Linked DNA regions of Homo sapiens: region 2 is linked to region 1. A link is an interaction called in ENCODE POLR2A ChIA-PET data of the cell type or tissue named here. Cell type or tissue: OCI-LY7. All regions are shown on one strand.

Region 1 (5,000 bases):
TAATAGTTTTCATGTTACACTCACTCAGATGTACTTTTTGCTTCTGTTTTTCCTTATTTCTGAATGCCTCCCTCTTCTTCCTTTTAAACACAATCAAGTTTTAAGGCTTCCTTTTCTGGCACATATTTTCTGGCACTTACTGCATTGTGAAGGTTAGCTATAAGAGGAGCATGACTAAAATACAGAAATATCAAAAGACTATTATAATAGTGTAGCAAAAAATCATTATGTTATAAACTATAACAGTGAAAAGAGGGATGAAAAGAATGGGAAAAGATTGAGAAATAAATAGAAGGGGAAACCAGCTGAACTTAGTTATTGATTTAATGTGAAGGAGAAAGGAAAAACTAAGAGGACTTTCAGGTTTTTTATTTTGGTGACCAAATGGGGACTAGTTTCACTAAGAGACTGGGAATAGAAGAAAGAAGAGTATGTTGGTTAGAAGACACGCTGAGTTTGAGGTGTTTGTTGAATAGCTAAATGATTATGTCCACCAATAAGTTGTACTCTTGCTTAGCTGAGGTATATACTTAAATTTTTGAAATGGTCTCTGTAATAGAGCTGCCCTAGCCCATTTTCTGTTGCTGTAACAGTATACCACAGCCTGGCTAATTTATAAAGACAATTTAGCTCACAGTTCTGCAGGAAGGCCAAGAGCATGGTGCTGGCATCTACTGAGGGCCTTCCTGCTACATCATAAGATGGTGGAGGACATCACATGGTGAGAAGGCAAGAGCGAGAACCAGAGAGAACTCACTTTTATAGCAAAGCCACTCGTGATAAGGAACCCACTCCAGTGATAATGACATTAATCTATTCATGAGGGCAGAGGGATTACATTTCCACCACATGAACTTTTCGGGGACACATTCAAACCATAGCAGGAGTTTATTGTGAAAGCTAAGGTAATGACAACACAGATCTCTTTTGGTTTAGCACAGATCCTTTGATCTCTGTGGAATATTGGTCTTTAATTTGTTAAGTCTGAAATTTTAAAATTGTGGCTTGGGTTGACATCTTAATAAAACACAATATGATGGGCCAGGCGCGGTGGCTCACGCCTGTAATCCCAGCACTTTGGGAGGTCGAGGCGGGCGGATCATGAGGTCAGGAGATCGAGACCATCCTGGCTAACACAGTGAAACTCCATCTCTACTAAAAAAAATACAAAGAAAATTAGCTGGGCGTGGTGGTGGTCACCCGTAGTCCCAGCTACTCGGGCGACTGAGGCAGGAGAATGGTGTGAACCTGGAGGCGGAGATTGCAGGGAGCCAAGATCACGCCACTGCACTCCAGCCTGGGCAACAGAGCAAGACTCTGTCTCAAAAAAATAAATAAATAAGTAAAACATAAAAACACACGATGTATATATTTCACTTTAAGCAACAAAGAGCAATTCTGAGTTTGTTGTTGTTGTTGTTGTTATTATTTTGAGACAGAATCTCACTCCATCACCCAGGCTGGAGTGCAATAGCTCGATCTCGGCTCACTGCAACCTCCGCCTCCCTGGTTCAAGTGATTCTCCTGCCTCAGCCTCCCAAGAAGCTGGGATTATAGGCACCCACCACCATGCCTGGCTAACCCTTTATATTTTTAGTAGAGACAGGGTTTCGCCATGTTGGCCAGGCTGGTCTCGAATTCCTGACCTCAGGTGATCCACCCACCTGGGCCTCCCAAATTTCTGGGATTACAGGCGTGAGCCACTGTGCCCGGCCCCATTCTGTTTTAATTTCAGGCAGATTTTGTTACTTTACTTGTGATGGATCAATAGTAATCTTAGATGCACCAAAAAGTCACCATCTAAAACTGTAGAGTTTTCAAAATGAAATAAATGTTGTTAAGAATTATCATTTAGAGCCAGGCACAGTGGCTCACACCTGTAATCCCAGCACTTTGGGAGGCCAAGGCGAGCAGGTAGCTTGAGCCCAGGAGTTCAAGACCAGCCTGGGAAACATGGTGAGACCCCATCTCTACAAAAAATGCAAAAATTTAACTGGGTATAGTGGTGCATGCCTCTACTCCCAGCTACTTGGGAGTCTGAGGTGGGAAGATTGCTTGAGCCCGGGAGGTGGAGGTTGCAGTGAGCCGAGATTGCATCACTGCACTCCAGCCTGGGCAACAGAGCCAGACCCTGTCTCAAAAAAAAATTATTTAGGAAGTTCAACTCAAGCTGGTCTTTACACTCCTTTTAATTATTTCTAAAAATGTGATGAGTTGTGTGTCAGTTATTTTATCAGGAATGCAAAGCTCATTTTCAGTGCGGATCGGCAAACTGTTTCTGTAAAGGTCTAGATAGCAAATATTTTAGGCTTTGTGGAGAACTGAAGTGTACGGTATATGCTATTAAGTTAAAATAAGAAAATCTGCAGATCCTAGACTGGTACAGCCTACTGAAACATGCTTGCTGAATACAAAAAAGAGGGGGAGGTGGGCAGCAAAAAACACAAAAAATTTTCATATGTTTGTTTTCAGTTAAGGAGGATATATACTAACACTTTTTATTTCCACTTGTCCAGGTGTATGCAAATTCAGTGTCTAGTGAGGGCCTGTTTCCTGCCTGGTTCATAGAGAGTGCCTTCTCTCTGCATGACACGCATGAGAAAAAAAGTCTATAAGGACTATAGTATTGCATAGCTAATGTAAAACTGTTGTATTTGAAGGATCTGTTCTTTTGGTATATAGTTGTCTTCCCCAAGATCCCAGCTGAATTCTAACTACTTATTGCAGCATCCTCAGTGATAGTCATCTTGCAGATAATTTTATTACTTAAATTCTAAAAACAAAAATAGTCTGAAATACTTAAAGCTTGGAAAAATCACAGAAGTCACCTACCTTTATACTTTTTGTTTTATTAATTATAAATTGTTTCTCTACCTATTACTCACTGTTAGCTTATGCACAAGAGAATTATGAACATATTAATATATCCAGTCTGAAATGCCTTAACAGCATTTGAAGTGTTATCATGGAATATATGCTTCTTCCTTTGAACTAAAATCCTTATTAGCCTGCTATTTCCACATGTTTTATTTGCTTTTTAAGATCTTAGGTTACATGTTGTTGTTTTATTTGCTTTTTAAGATCTTAGGTTACATAAGAATTGACTCTATGGTTGCCTGCGAAATGAATAGTCAGAATATGAGGATTTCAGAAACTCAAATTGTAGACTGTACCGTGATTTTCCCATGAATGCCATTGGCAAAGAAATAGGCCTGGTTTTTCGGTTGTTTTGTTGTTGTTTGTTTGTTTTGGAGACAGAGTCTCGTTCTGTTGCTCCGGCTAGAGTGCAGTGACGCAATCACAGCTCACTGCAACCTTCACCTCCCAGGTTCAAGCAATTCTCCCATCTCAGTTTCCTGAGTAGCTGGGATTACAGGTGCATGCCACCACACCCAGCTAATTTTTGTATTTTTAGTAGAGACAGGGTTTCACCATGTCGGCCAGGCTTGTCTCAAACTCCTGGCCTTAAGTGATCTGCCTGCTGTGGCCTCCCAAAGTGCTGAACGCCTGGCAGCTTTCCAATCTTAAGTGTTCTTGGCATAGGAAACATGGAGGCATGAACGTTTGTAATGGATATAGGGACTACTGAATCTAGAGCTGTTGGTGGGCTGTAACAGGAAGTGAAGCTTGTCACTGAGAAGGATTGCCTGAATCTTCACCTCATGGTATAGCATTAAGGAATTTCATTTTTCTTTCTTGTGCTTCTTATAGTGCAAGTCTGCTGGTGACAAATTCTCTTAATCTTCATTTATCTGAAAATATCTTTATTTTATCTTCATTCTTGAAGGATATTTTCATTGGACATAGAATTCTGGTTTGGCTTTTTTGTTCGTTTTAACCTTTAAGCATTTTAAATGCCTTTCCACTGTTTTCTGGCCTCCATTGTTTCTGAAAAGTTCTTCATGTCTTTGTGTCCTCGTAAGTAATGTCACTTTTCTCTAGCTACTTTCAGATTTTCTCTTTGAGATTGGTTCTCAGAAATTTGACTGTGATGTGCCTAGAGTATTTTTATTTAAAGTTTTTCCTGCTAGGACTTATGGTTTTCATTAAATGTAGGGAAATTTCAATCATTATTTCTTTAACTGTTTTCTGCCTCATTCTCTCTCTCTTCTTCTTCTGGAACACCAGTTGCTTATATATTAGTCATTTTGGGTATTGTCCAACAGGACACTGAAGCTATGTTGAATTTTTTTAAATCTTTTTTTTTTTCTGTTCTTCAGATGGGATAATTTCTGTTGATCTGTCTTCAAGTTCACAGACTCCTCTAATCTGTGTTAACCCTAAGCCTACCCAATGATTTTTGAATTTTAGGTAATATTTTTCAGTTTCAGAATTTTTGCTTTATTTGGCATCCTTCCTGAGATTTCTTGTTTGTTAATATATTATGAGCCATATTTTATGTCCATAATTATTTAGCTGCTTTAAAAACCTTGTCTGCTGGGCTGGTGTGGTGGCTCATGCCTGTTCAGCATTTAGGAAGCTGAGGCAGGAGTTCAAGACCAAGAGCCCAAGAGTTCAAGACCAGCCTGGATAACAGAGCAAAATCTCATCTCTACAAAAAATACAAAAATTAGCTGGGCACAGTGGCATGTACCTGTAATCCCAGCTGCTGGGTTATGGGGACTTAAGTGGGAGGATTGCTTTAGCCCTGGAGATCGGGTTTGTGGTAAGCTGTGATCGCGCCTTTGCATTCATGCCTGGGCGGCAGAGCAAGACTCTGTCTCAAAAACAAAACAAAAAAACCTTGTGTGCTAATTCCAACATTTGGAATTTGGACTCCATTCCCTGTTCTCTTTTTTTTGTTTTTTGTTTTTTTTTTTTTTGAGATGGAGTCTTGCTCTTATTGCCCAAGCTGTAGTGCAGTGGCATGATCTCGGTTCACTGCAACCTCCATCTCCCAGTTCAAGTGATTCTCCTGTCTCAGCCTCCTGAGTAGCTGAGATTACAGGCACCCGCTACCATGCCCGGCTAATTTTGTATTTTTAGGAGAGAGCGGGTTT
Region 2 (5,000 bases), 64 kb after region 1:
TGTGCTCTGGAACCAGCCATTTCTCTGAAGGAGGCCTGGTTCCATTATTGTTTATCTGTTTATTATTAATTTTTGAGACAGGGTCCTGCTCTGTTGCCCAGGCCGGAGTGCAGTGGTGCTTTCTTGGCTCACTGCAATCTCGGCCCCTCCAAGGTCAAACAATCCTCCCACCTCAGTCTCCAGTGTAGCACACCACCACATTCAGCTAATTTTTGTATTTTTTGTAGAGACGGGGTTTCACTGTGTTGGCCAGGCTGGTCTTGAACTCCTGGGCTCAAGTGATCCAAATGCCTCGGCCTCCCAAAGTGCTGGGATTGCAGGCATGTGCCACCGTGCCCGGCCTGTTTTTTATTTTTTGTAAACTTTTTTTTATGATTTAGAAGGACTATCTTCAAACCAGTACAAGTATTTCATAAATAATATCTGATTGTTTTCTAACCAGTTGAGTAATTTGTTGCACGATAAGCCACCTCACATCTTTCAGCAAGAAAAATACTAAGTCTGAACAGTAAAGACATTACACAATGAGTTAGGACACAATTAAAATCTGCTTTAAATATTTTTTTGGGGGAGAGGACACCACACTTCTCTACTAAATAAAGAGAAACAATTTTGCAGTCCAGAGGTCTTTTATTTTTTTATACCTATCATGCCATGAATTCATAGGGAATAGGTTCCAGCAGCTCAGGCTCCTTCCCGTTGGTTCTCACACAGTGGGATTCCCTGGGTGGAGTAGGCTGGTGCTTCAGCTGAAACCAGGTACCTTTCTCTTTGGCTTCCTTCTTTTTCTGATCATCTTCTTTCATGCATTTCAGAAGCTATCTTGGGTCTTAGAGCGCTTAATGTGCTCAATGTGCACGTTAATTCTCTTGGCAAGAATTTTGCCCTTAATTTGTTTACAGCAGTGCCAACAACATGCTGGGTAACATTGTAGACTCTTCCAGTTTTTCCCAGGTAATGCTTTTGGGCATTCCTTTTTGAATAGTACCCGTTCGCTTGATGTCTACAGTATTGCCTTTCTTATAGATTTGCATGCACGTGGCCCAAGGAACAACTCCATGTTTTCTAAAAGGCCTAGAGAACATATATTGGGTAATTCTTCTCTTTCCCTGTGTTTGTCGTTTTGGTGAATTACTGGAAGACGGCAGTACCAACCAAAAGCCCTGGTTCCATTTAGTGGTAAATGGTATTTAGAAACCAAGATCTGAGTGCCAGGTGTGCTTGTTGCTACTGGTGTATCATTGCTTCTAGGCCCTCTCAGAGGCCAGTGCTGGGAAATACATGTTTGTATATATGTCTGTGCACATATCTAGTTCTGTATCTGTCTGTCTACATAATAATAAGTTCATCCAGATACTTTAATTATAGTCTAATACCACAGGGTTCATTTCTGCCTTCTCCCTTTCCATATTTGTATTTGTTCTCTGACAGTAAGAAATTTGACTCCCATTATCCACAATGTTTATCTAATTGCTCATCATAGAATACACTTAGTATTCTAATAATAGTAGTTTCAGATTTGTAAATCCATACCTCTGTGGAAAATAAACCTTCTAATTAGAGCTCAGAATTTTTTTACAGTTGTTTTTATATTCAGCGTGAGAGTATAGTCAGAATACTGTGTTCAAAAGTTACTTGGGTCAGTTCTACCTTTCCTTCACCCTCCTTCAGTGTGGTTATGATACTCATTTAAAATAACAGATTCATTTGTTTGTGTTTGTATTCATTTGGGTTTTATTTCCCCCATCCTTGCTGATTTTAAAATTTTATTTTGATTAGGCAAAACACAAACATGGTTCTAAACATCAGAATTTTACAAAAACAGATACTCAGAAGTGTTACTGCTCCCCATCCTGTGTACTCTGTTTCCAGTGCCTCCTTCCCACCCAGTTTTGTCCATCTCCTGTGGGTAGCCAGTCTGATTTGTTTCTGGTTTTTGCTTCCTGTGTTTCTTTTTCCACAAATGAATAGGTACTTGTATATTTCTTATTCTTCTTTCATACACAAAAGGTAGCACATTAGAGGTACTCTTTTGTACTTTGCTTTCTTTGCTATGTGTGTGTGTGGATGAATATACACACACAAAGAATACATATAGTATAGAATATATAGAATAAATATATAGAATATTCTACATAATCTGTACTATGTATACTTTATATATATATAGAGAGAGAGAGAGAGCACTAAAAATAATTGTGACGTAATGTGAATTTATTTTATTATTATTATTTTTTCGAGATGGAGTCTCACTCTGTAGCCCAAGTTGGAGTGCAGTGACACGATCTTGGTTCACTGCAACCTTCGCCCCTGGAGCTCAAGCGATTCTCCTGCCTCACCCTCCCAAGTAGCTGGGACTAGAGGCATGCGCTACCACACCCAGTTAATTTTTTTGTATTTTTAGTAGAGACAGGGTTTCACCATGTTGGCCAGGCTGGTCTTGAACTCCTGAGCTCAGGCGATCCACCCGCCTCAGCCTTCCAAAGTGTGGGATTATAGGCGTGAGCCACCACGCCTGGCATGAGCCACCATGCCCAGTGTGATTTTAAATATGTATCACAATTTATCCGTTCATCTGGCAATGGGGTTATTTCCTTATCTTGGTTATTGTGAATAATGCTGCACTGAGCATGGGAGTGCAGATATGTCTTTAAGCTACTGATTTCATTTCCTTTGGTATATACCCAGAAGAGGAATTGCTGAATCATAGGATGGTTCTATTTTTAATTTTTTTTTTTTTTTTTTTTGATTCGGAGTCTCACTTAGTTGCCCAGGCTGGAGTGCAATGGCACGATCTCAGCTCACTGCAACTTCCGCCTCCTGGGTTCAAGTGATTTTCCTGCCTTAGCCTCCTGAGTAGCTGGGATTACAGGCATGTGCCACCACGCCTGACTAATTTTGTATTTTTAGTAGAGACGGGGTTTCTCCATGTTGGCCAGGCTGGTCTCGAACTCCTGACCTCAGGTGATCTGCCCACCTCGGCCTCCCAAAGTGCTGGGATTGCAGGCATGAGCCGCTGTTCCCTGCCAATTTTTAATTTTTTAAAGAGCCCCTATCCTGTTTTCCTTCATGGCTATACTAACTTACATTCTTTTTTTTTTTTTTTTTTTTTTTTTTAGTGAAAGGAAGTTTATTAAGAAAGTAAAGGAATAAAGAATGCCTACTCCATAGGCAGAGCTGCCCCAGGGGCTGCTGGTTGCCCCTTTTTGTGGTTATTTCTTGATCGTATGCTAAACAAGGGGTGGGTTATTCATGCCTCCTCATTTTAGACCATATAGGGTAAAATGACGTTGCCATGGCATTTGTAAACTGTCATGGTGCTGATGGGTATGTCTTTTAGCATGTTGATGCATTATAATTAGCATATAATGAGCAGCAATGACGACCAGCGGTCACTCATCACCATCTTGGTTTTGGTGGGTCTTAGCTGGCTTCTTTACCACAGCTTGTTTTATCAGCAAGGTCTTTATGACCTGTATCTTGTGCTGATCTCCTATCTTATCCTGTGACTTAGAATGTCTAACTTCTTGGGAATGCAGTCCAGTACGTCCCAGCCTTATTTTACCCAGCCCCTACTTAAGATGAAGTTGCTCTAGTTCAAACACCTGTGACATTTCCCCTCTCCCTTTTATAAAAGAACCCTTAATCCTAAGGGTTGCAGAGGGACAAAGATCCATCTTCTGTAAACTTTTTCATGCTGAATAGGGGCAATGATATTCCTGTCTAATTATTAGGGTCTCTTGTATTCAGGATAGAGAGGAGCTCAGTCAGAAAGCGTCAGGGTGAGGGTCGCTTATAACTCTGAGTTCCGACAAAAGGTGATATCCAGAGTTGGCCAATCAGTGCTGCAGTCTATTTCTTTTGGGTCGGGAGGATCTCCTCAGTATTGTCCCTTCCATGGTTTGCCAGAAAGATGTTACTGCAAAGGGGCCCTGATCCAGACCCCAAGAGAGGGTTCTTGGATCTTGTGCAAGAAAGAATTCAGGACAAGTCCATAAAGTGAAAGTAAGTTTATTAAGAAAGTAAAGGAATAAAGAATGGCTACTCCATAGGCAGAGCAGCCTATACTAATTTATATTCTCACCAGCAGTATACCAAGATTTCCTTTTCTCCGCATCCTCACCAACACTTGTTATCTTTTATCTTTTTGATAATAACCATGCTAACAGATATGAAGTGATACCTCATTGTGATTTTGATTTGCATTTTCCTGATGATTAGTGATGTGGAGCATCTTTTCATAAACTTGTTGGCCATTTGTATGTTTCTGGAAATATGTCTATCCAGGTCTTTTGCCCATTCGTAATCAGAGGTTTTTTTTTTTTTTTTTTGCAATTGAATAGTGTGAGTTCCTTATATATTGTGATGATTTTTTTGTGTGTATGGTAAAGCCTAATGTAAAATTTACCAATTTAACCGTGTGTGTGTGTGTGTGTGTGTGTGTGTGTGTGTGTGTGTGTTTGTATTTTTTTTATTTTTTATTTTTTTATTTTTTGGAGACAGGATCTTACTCTGTTGCTCAGGCTGGAGTACAGTGACATCATCCCAGCTCACTGCAGCCTCAACCTCCCAAGCTCAAGTGATATTCCCACTTCAGCCTCCTGGGTAGCTGGGACTATAGGCATGTGGCACCATGCCTGGCTAATTTTTGTATTTTTTGTAGAGATGAGATTTCGCCATGTTGCCCATGCTGGTCTTGAACTCCTGAGCTCAAGCAATTCTCCTGCTTCAGCCTCCCAAGGTGCTGGAACTACAGGCGTGAGCCACCACACCTGGCCTTTTTGAACCATTTTTAAGTGTAGAGTTCAGTGACATTTAATACATTCACGTTGTGTACAACTATCATCATTATTCATCTCTAGAACTTTTTCATCACCCCACATTGAAAACTGTGTACCCCATTAAATAATAACTCTGTTTCTCTCTCCCCTCAGCCTCTGGTAACCACTAGTCTAATTCCCGTCTCTATGAATTTGACTATTCTACGTACCTTTTATAAA

What was found. ChIA-PET counts read pairs that join two places held together with the same protein. Peaks named below come from ENCODE experiments on the same cell type or tissue, not always from the same donor. Only the 100,000 strongest peaks of a DNase experiment are listed, where the experiment ranks them.
Region 2: POLR2A ChIA-PET joins it to region 1 with 8 read pairs; 3 of 35 experiments call an interaction of 5 or more read pairs at or near these places.

Annotation. Positions count from the first base shown.
Region 1 is chr1:165,736,544-165,741,543 of GRCh38, reverse strand. The region is part of intron 6 of TMCO1 (transmembrane and coiled-coil domains 1); the gene reads left to right. Among named protein-coding and RNA genes, the nearest start is that of TMCO1, 30 kb to the left of the region's middle. In OCI-LY7, no CTCF peak of the experiment used is centred here; a DNase peak (open chromatin) is centred at 2,553.
Region 2 is chr1:165,672,433-165,677,432 of GRCh38, reverse strand. The region is part of intron 6 of ALDH9A1 (aldehyde dehydrogenase 9 family member A1); the gene reads left to right. It also overlaps the pseudogene RPL21P27. Among named protein-coding and RNA genes, the nearest start is that of ALDH9A1, 24 kb to the left of the region's middle. In OCI-LY7, no CTCF peak of the experiment used is centred here; no DNase peak of the experiment used is centred here.